Regions from separate parts of the Homo sapiens genome. Here region 1 is linked to region 2. Evidence: read pairs that join two places in POLR2A ChIA-PET (ENCODE). Cell type or tissue: B cell. All regions are shown on one strand. Links, peaks and the distances in the headings refer to the core of each region. The heading gives the core; the rest is flanking DNA.

What was found. Peaks named below come from ENCODE experiments on the same cell type or tissue, not always from the same donor. Only the 100,000 strongest peaks of a DNase experiment are listed, where the experiment ranks them.
Region 1: POLR2A ChIA-PET joins it to region 2 with 5 read pairs; 2 of 35 experiments call an interaction of 5 or more read pairs at or near these places.

Annotation. Positions count from the first base shown.
Region 1 is chr5:176,854,735-176,859,112 of GRCh38, reverse strand. All of the region lies in intron 1 of UNC5A (unc-5 netrin receptor A), which reads right to left. Among named protein-coding and RNA genes, the nearest start is that of HK3, 42 kb to the left of the region's middle. RefSeq lists an enhancer at 1,100-1,601. In B cell, for the core only: no CTCF peak of the experiment used is centred there; no DNase peak of the experiment used is centred there.
Region 2 is chr5:176,983,015-176,987,392 of GRCh38, reverse strand. All of the region lies in intron 1 of UIMC1 (ubiquitin interaction motif containing 1), which reads left to right. Among named protein-coding and RNA genes, the nearest start is that of UIMC1, 22 kb to the left of the region's middle. RefSeq lists a silencer at 2,438-2,638. In B cell, for the core only: no CTCF peak of the experiment used is centred there; a DNase peak (open chromatin) is centred at 1,692; H3K4me3 peaks cover 674 bases; H3K27ac peaks cover 1,741 bases.

The DNA of each region.
Region 1 (4,378 bases), core at 201-4,200, 130 kb after region 2:
TAGCAAGGACATTCTAGCAGCTATGCCCTCTAGCAAGGGCATGGGTGGGGTAAATTAAGGTGCTACTGGACGTCCTCTCGGGGCTACAGGAATCTTCCTGGGCAGTCAGGGCTGGCTTTCTCTGCCTCTGGCCCCCGAGCTCACTGTGTGACTTCTATCCTTGCCATCAGTACCTGAGATCTGTCTGTCCCCCCCTCGGTGTCCCGGTCAGGGCTCTCACCTGAATGAAGGCACAGCCGAGCCTCTCGCCTCCCCCACTGCACAGCCCAGGCTACTAGCGTGAGCTTCCTTCCTTTCTTTCTTTCCTTCCCTCCCTCCCTCCCTGCCTGCTTGCTTGCCTTCCTTCCTTCCTTCCTTCCTTCCTTCCTTCCTTCCTTCCTTCCTTCCTTCTCTCTCTCTCTTTCTTTCTTTCGCTTTCCATGTACTTGTCCATCAAAGACAACGCCAGGTAGTGCCTGCTCAGTCCAAAGGACCTAGGATCCTTTCAACAGGGCCTGAGAGCTGGCTAGTTTGCCGTAGTCCCCACCACTCCCTGTTGCCTCACCCTGGGTCTGTTTCTCCCATTTCCATTGTTCATCTGGCTCCCATGGGTGTTTCAGAATAGGGCCAAGTGCCTTTGACTGACATCACTGAGCCTCACGTTCTGGCCCCAGTCAGTGCTCCAGCCCTTTTCTGAAGAGACACCCATGGATCCCTCCGAGGCAGGAGCTTCCCACCTCCAGGTCTCTGCCTGAAACTCCCTTCCTTCCTCTTTGTCCAGTGCTTTCCTACCTTCTCTCCAGGGCTCAGCTCCAATGTCACCTCCTCTGGAAAGAGGGTTCCCCTACCTCAACTCTCCTGGGAAACCACACATGCCATCTCACCCTCTCTGCATCTAGGGCCTGTCCTCGCTGGTGCTGGAGCTGTTGTCACAGGAGAAGCAGGCAGGAGGCTTTGTCCCCACCCCCAGACTGTGCATCCTCGGTCCATGCCGTGCAGCACAAGGCTGCTTAATGCGGGCATTAGCAACTGGGGCCTCGGGGTGGGGTGCCTACCGCTGCTGCCTCTGGGGCCACTGACGGACGGGCGTGTGAGAACACTGCCAGGGCGGACACACCTTGGTTGCAGTGGCTCGTGGGCCTGCAGGACAGCAGGCAGGTATGGGCCCACCAGCTTCATGGGCCCTGCCACTTCCCAAACCCCACTCATCCCTAGTTTCCCAGAGGCTCCTTCTGCCATGTCACAGCTTTCCCACTGGCAAGGGACGTGACCTGGCCTGGCTGCCCGCTTGGAATTAAGTTAGAAGACCTCATTCACTGACTAGCAGATTCCTGACGGGCGCTTGGTCACCAGGAACTACAGGACTTGGTCAGACAGGGCTGGGTGGATGACTCAAGCCCTGAAGTGGGAACCCCATTTGCGGTGAGCCCCAGAGCCCACTGGCTGGCCCTGCCTCTCTCAGGAGAGAACTGGCTGCCCACGTCAGCTGGAGCTGGTGCCCCTGCTCGGCAAGGGTGGGAGCAGCAAACTGGGCAACCCCCAAACCACACATCTTCTCAGGAATAGCAAGGAGGAGGGGCAAGGCGTGTGTGTGTGTGCGCATGTGTGTGTGGCATGCATGTGTGTGTGTGTGCGTGTGTGTAGGGAGGCTGGGGGCCAACGGGGGTGGCAGCTACAGAAAGGAGGGGAAGCAGATGAGTCCCCGGGGCCGGTGGCAATGGGAGGCAAGAGACCCCTGGGCAAGGAGCCTTGGACTGAACTGAGCCTGGGACGGATGCCACCTTCTTCCAAGACATGAAACGTATCCATTCAACAAATAATTATTGAGTGCCTGCTGTGTGCCAGGAACTGTTCCGGGCACCGGGATCCAGCGCAAGCAAGACAACACAGTCCCCGTCTCTGAAGCTTGCTTTCAAGTTGGGGAAACAAAGCAAAACAAAACCCAAGTGCAGCAGAGAAGGTAGAAGGGGCGGACTAAGTGCAGCAGAGAAGGTAGAAGGGGCAGACTTTCAGAAAGGGGCGGGTGAGAGGGCTCTCGAGGGAGCGGGGCTCAGGCAGGTGCCATCTGAGCAGCGCCCTGAATGCCAAGGCCAGGCTACAGAGTGTGCTTGGAAAAGGGAACAGGGGAGGCCCTAAGGCAGGAGGCAGCTGGGCTTGTTTGAGGACAGCAGGGAGGCCAGTGTGGCCTGGGCAGAGTGAGTGAGGGCGAGACGTGTTTGGTCAGACAGGAAGCAGGGGCTGGACCCCAGGGGCCTTTACAGTCGAGTCAGGAGTTGGGATTTCATTGCCAGGGCCACAGGAAGCCTTGGGGGTCATGTGCAGGGGTGTGGTGTGCTCTCCCTGCGTGAGGAGTGGGAGGGGAGGGGTGGCACTGGGCAGAGGGGAGGTGGGGAGGCTGCTGTGGGCATCCAGTGGTGTGGACTGTGGTGGACCTGCTCCACCTGGTCCACCAGGGAAATGTCAGCAAAGTTGTCGCCTCCTCCTGGAGGCCTTTCTGGATCCACACTTTTTGTCACTCAAAGCACCTGCTCCATCCCCTGAGCCTCCATCTGGGTTAATGCCACTTCAGGACCAGGGTGAGTTTGTACGCCACTTCCCTTGTTAGACCATAAACTCCCTGGGGGCAGGAGCCCAGGTCTCACCAGGATGCTGATGGAGTGTTTGTTGCGTGACTGAATGACCACCGCTTTTTCCCTCTAGAATTTCAGATCTGCCTAGGGTGGCCCCTTCACTCCTGGTCTGTGGAGAGACCCAGAGAGAGGGCAGAGCAGCCCACAGGCGGAGTGGCGGGCAGGAGAAGCCCCTGGCTCCAGGCTGCCCCCAGCCACCCGCTGGCACATGCTGCTCTTGTAGGCTCAGCCCCTTTCCTCACCTGCAGTCTGGGAGATAAGACTCGCCCGGAACTCTGAGGCCCAAGGTGGGTGTGAAAGTGCTTTCAAATGTTTTATTTTTAAAAGCACCAGAAAATATGAGGTGTGATTAATCAAGCTATTAATGAACCCATATATACTGAGCAAGGCCTCCGTCCCTGGGGGCAGGGGAGGGGTAGGGACAGGGCGTCACTCGGCCTCACTCAGCTGGGAGAGGTGGGTGCTGCTTCCCCAGGGCGGCTGCCGCCATTCCTTCCATCCTCCCAGCGGCCTGGTGGCGGGCGCCGTCCGCCCTGCAGACCACACGGCGCGGTTGAGGAACACAGCGAGGGGCCAGGGTGGCAGCCCCTTCCTCTGCTTCCCTGAGAGCTGTTCTGGATGTGAAATGGGGTGGAGGAGGAGGCTGGGGCACAGCAGCCAGCATTGCACCCCTGAGCCCTGGATGCTGGTGCCCAGCAGGCCTTGGGGAGCCCCTGGGCAGCCTCCCCATGGAGGTTTGCCCCCAGTAGGTCCACCAGGGCCTGGGTTCCCCGCTCTACAGGTGCTCGGATGTCCGGGCATGGGGAGTGCCACAGGATGACGTGCCACTTGTGCCTCTGGCTGGCATTTGAGGCCCTGCTGGCCTCGCCTCTAGGGATCCCTCCACACCGGCGGCGTCTTCGCCACGTGCAATTCTCAGGGGTTCTGCGTGTTCTGTCCCAGTTTCTGCCTCCCTCTCACTTTCTGGCTGACAGTGCCTGATTTTCTTTAAAGAATGCCTTCCCCTCAACTCCTCCCACCATGCAGGCCACGTGGTCCAGGGGCTGACCCTATCTGTGGACCCAGAGGTGGGCACGCTCCCCCTCTCCCATCCCCACCAATGGTTCCCAGAAGGACTTGCAGGCCGCCCCGTCCAATAGACGGGATTCCAGCATCTTGGTCGGGTTTTTGGGAAGGGAGACCCTCTCCCTGTGCTGAGCTTGGAGCCGTGGGCATGGAGCCCTGGAGTTGCCGGGGGCCCTCACAGGGAAGGGCCAGTCCTGCAGGCATTGTAGGCCTTCGTAAGGCTGAGGGTAAAGGCAGGCTATTCACAGGTCTGAAGCAAGAGCTTGAAGAGTGGAGACAACCAGTGCAAGGGAGAGGCCAGCTCCTCCTGCCAGCATCAGAGGCCTGGGGTCCCATGGACCTGGAGGCACAGCTAGCTCTGGATTCCCAGAGCATGAGCCAGTACATTCCTTTTTTTGGCTGAAGCTAGTTGGAGTCAGGATCTTTCCATCTCATTGGTCCACCTGCCCATCTGCTGTCTGCCTGGGTGACCACTACTCATTCTTCAAGGTCTGCTCAAACACCCCCTCCTCCAGGAAGCCTGCCCTGACCCCAGTCTGAGCTCCCACAGTCCCTTACCGAAGTCACCCCAGTGCCTTGAATATCATATTGTCACCATTTATGCATGTGTCTTCCCATATAAATTGTCAGGGCCTTGAGGGCAGGGACCACCCATCCCCACAGCCTGGTCAGGACCTGACATACAGCCAGAGAGTTTTTGTGGA
Region 2 (4,378 bases), core at 113-4,112:
ATTATAAACATGAGCCACTGTGCCCAGCCAGAAATATAATTTTTAAAATTTCAGTTTTGATTGTTTATGTCTAGCATATAGGAATGCAATTGGTTTTTGTATGTTGACTTGTTTCCTGCATTGATACAAGGCAAGATAACCTTGATGAACTGTTGATTTTGTTGTTGTTTTGAGATGGAGTTTCGCTCTTGTCGCCCAGGCTGGAGTGCCAATGGCACGATCTTGGGTCACTGCAACCTCTGCCTCCCGGGTTCAAGTGATTCTCCTGCCTCAGCCTCCCAAGTAGCTGGGATTACAGGCGCCCGCCACCACGCCTGGCTAATTTTTGTATTTTTAGTGGAGACAGGGTTTCACCATATTGGCCAGGCTAGTCTCAAACTCCTGACCTCAAGTAATCTGCCCGCCTCAGCCTCCTGAAGTGCTGGGATTACAAGTGTGAGTCACTGTACCTGGCCTATAATAGTTTTTTAATGTGTTTCTTAGTGTTTTTTTTTAAACACAGGTCATGTCATCTGCAAATCGTGATAGTTTTACTTCTAAGTTGAGTATCTTTTATTTCTCTTTGCTTAATTGTTCTGCCTAGAACCCTAAGTATAATGTTCAATGATTAAAGCAGACATTGTTTTTTTTGAGATAGAACCATGCCCTGTTGCCCAGGCTGCAGTAGCTGGGACCACAGGCATGCCACCATGCTGAGCTAATTTTTTAATTTTTTGTAGAGACAGGGTCTTGCTATGTTGATGAGGCTGGTCTCTTAACTTGTGGGCTCAAGCCATCCTCCTGCTTTGGTCTCCCAAAATACTGGGATTATAGGTGTGAGCCAGTGTGCCCAGCCTTTTTTTTTTTTTTTTTTTGGAGACAGGGTCTTGCTCTGTTGCCCAGTTGCCTAGGCTGAAGTTCATCGGCATGATCATAGCTCATGGCAGTCTCAAACACACTCAAGCTATCCTCCTGCCTCAGCCTCTTGAGTAGCTGGGACTGTAGGTGCTCACCAGTGTGCCTTACTTTTTTTTTTTTTTTTTTTTTTTTTTTTGAGATGAAGTCTTACTCTGGCACCCAGGCCGGAGTGCAGTGGCACAATCTCAGCTCACTGCAATCTCCACCTCCTGAGTTCAAGTGATTCTCCTGCCTCAGCTTCTGGATTAGGTGGGATTATAGTCACACGCCACCACGCCGAGCTAATTTTTGTGTTTTTAGTGGAGATGGGGTTTTACCATGTTGGCCAGGCTGGTCTCGAACTCCTGACCTCAGGTGATCAGCCCACGACGGCCTTCTATCCTGTAGACACAGGATGCCATGTCTTGTCTCTACAAAAAAAAAAATACGTTGCATAGGATGGTCTCAAATTCCTGACCTCAAGTGATCCTCCTGCCTTGGCCTCCCAAAGTGTTGGGATTACAGGGGTGAGCCACTGCGCCCAGCTGAAAGGAAACATTCTTGTCTTGCTCCTTGTCGAAAGGAGAAAGCATTCAGTCTTGTACCTTTAAACATGATGTTAGCTTATTAGTTATGGGATTTTTGTAGAAGTCCTTTATCAGGTTGAGGCATTTGGTATTTAAAAAATCTTAACCTAGTTAACATAGTGAGATCCTATCTTATAAGGAATAAAAAGTAAATTAAATTAGCCAGGTGTGCTGGCACACCCCTGTGGTCCCAGCTGCACAGGAAGCTGAGGTGGGAGGGTTGTTTGAGCCAAGGAGGATGAGGCTGTGGTGAGCTACGATCATGCCACTGCACCCTAGCCTGGGTGACAGAGCGAGACCTTGTCTCAAAAAAGAAAAAAAACTTGTAGGTAAATTATAATATGTAGTCAAGAAAAGCAATTATCTAAATTGATGTTTAAAGAACTAGGATACATGACTATATTATTGATACTGAAATTTCACCATGGAGAATGAGATTTGTATATTTATATAGTTGTTTTTTTTTTTTTTTTGAGACAGAATTCCCCTCTTGTTGCCCAGGCTGGAATGCAGTGGTGCGATCTCAGCTCACTGCAACCTCCGCCTCCCGGGTTCAAGTGATTGTCCTGCCTCAGTCTCCTGAGTAGCAGGGATTACAGGCATGCGCTACCACGCCCGGCTAATGTTTGTATTTTTAGTAGAGACAGGGTTTCACCATGTTGGCCAGGATAGTCTCCAACTCCTCACGTCAAATGATCCACCTGCCTCAGCTTCCCAAAGTGCTGGGATTACAGGCATGAGCCACTGTGCCCAGTCTATGTTTCTCTCTATAGAAAAAAAAACCATTTTTTCCCTATATTTTTCTAAAAAAAATTCCTCTATATTTTTATTTTTTGTATTTATTGATCATTCTTGGGTGTTTCTTGGAGAGGGGGATGTGGCAGGGTCATAGGATAATAGTGGAGAGAAGGTCAGCAGATAAACACATGAACAAAGGTCTCTGGTTTTCCTAGGCAGAGGTCCCTGTGGCCTTCCGCAGTGTTTGTGTCCCTGGGTACTTGAGATTAGGGAGTGGTGATGACTCTTAACAAGCATGCTGCCTTCAAGCATCTTTTTAACAAAGCACATCTTGCACTGCCCTTAATCCATTTAACCCTGAGTTGACACAGCACATGTTTCAGAGAGCACGGGGTTGGGGGTAAGGTTATAGATTAACAGCATCCCAAGGCAGAAGAATTTTTCTTAGTACAGAACAAAATGGAGTCTCCTATGTCTACTTCTTTCTACACAGGCACAGTAACAACCTGATCTCTCTTTCTTTTCCCCACATTTCCCCCTTTTCTTTTTGACAAAACCGCCATCGTCATCATGGCCTGTTCTCGTTGGTCGCTGTCTCTTCGGAGCTGTTGGGTACACCTCCCAGATGGGGCGGCCGGGCAGAGGCACTCCTCACTCCTAGATGGGGCGGCCAGGCAGAGGCACTCCTCACTCCTAGATGGGGCGGCCAGGCAGAGGCGCTCCTCACATCCCAGACGATAGGCAGCCGGGCAGAGGCGCTCCCCACTTCCCAGACGGGGTGGCGGCCGGGCAGAGGCACTCCTCACTTCCCAGACGGGGAGGCCGGGCAGAGGCACTCCTCACTTCCCAGACGGGGCGGCCGGGCAGAGGCACTCCCCATTTCCCAGACGGGGTGGCGGCCGGCAGAGGCGCTCCTCACATCCCAGATGGGCCGGCCGGGCAGAGGCACTCCTCACTTTCCAGATGGGGCGGCCGGGCAGAGGCGCTCCTCACTTCCCATTCGGGGCGGCCGGGCAGAGGCGCTCCTCACTTCCCAGACAGGGCGGCCGGGCAGAGGCACTCCTCACTTTCCAGACAGGGCGGCCGGGCAGAGGCACTCCTCACTTCCCAGACGGGGCGGCCGGGCAGAGGCACTCCTCACTTCCCAGACGGGGCGGCCGGGCAGAGGCGCTCCTCACTTCCCAGACGGGGCGGCCGGGCAGAGGCGCTCCTCACTTCCTCCCAGACGGGGCGGCTGGGCAGAGGCACTCCTCACTTCCCAGATGGGGTGGCCGGGCAGAGGTGCTCCTCACATCCCAGATGGGGTGGCGGCCGGGCAGAGGCACTCCTCACTTCCTCCCAGACGGGGCAGCCGGGCAGAGGCGCTCCTCACATCCAAGACGATGGGCGGCCAGGCAGGGGCTCCTCACTTCCTAGACGGGGTGGCGGCCGGGTAGAGGCGCTCCTGACTTCCCAGACGGGGTGGCCGGGCAGAGGGGCTCCTCACATCCTAGACGATGGGCAGCCAGGCAGAGACACTGCTCACTTCTTAGATGGGGTGGCGGGCGGGCAGAGGCTGTAATCTTAGCACTTTGGGAGGCCAAGGCAGGCGGCTGGGAGGTGGAGGTTGTAGCGAGCCGAGATCATGCCACTGCACTCCAGCCTGGGCAACATTGAGCATTGAGTGAGCGAGACTCCGTCTGCAATCCCAGCACCTCGGGAGGCCGAGGCGGGCAGATCACCCGAGGCCAGGAGCTGGAGACCAGCCCGGTCAACATGGCGAAACCCGGTCTCCACCAAAAATACAAAAACCAGTCAGGAGTGGCGGTGCGTGCCTGGAATCCCAGGCACTTGGCAGGCCGAGGCAGGAGAATCACGGGAGCCTGAGGCAGGGAGGTTGCAGCGAGCCAAGATCGTGGCAGTATCAGCAACAGAGGGAGACTGAAGAAAGGAGGGAGAGGAGGAGGGGGAGGGGGAGAGGGAGAGGGCTATATTTTTAATGAGTAGTAGACAAGTTAAGAAATGCAGTTTTGCTTCTGTTAGATAGGGTTATCTTTTTCTTTTACAAGATTAAATTGAGGCTGGGCATGGTGGCTCACTCCTGTAACCCCAACACTTTGGGAGGCCAAGGCGGGCAGATGACCTGAGGTCAGGAGTTCAATACCAGCCTGGCCAACATGGTGAAACCCAGTCTCTAC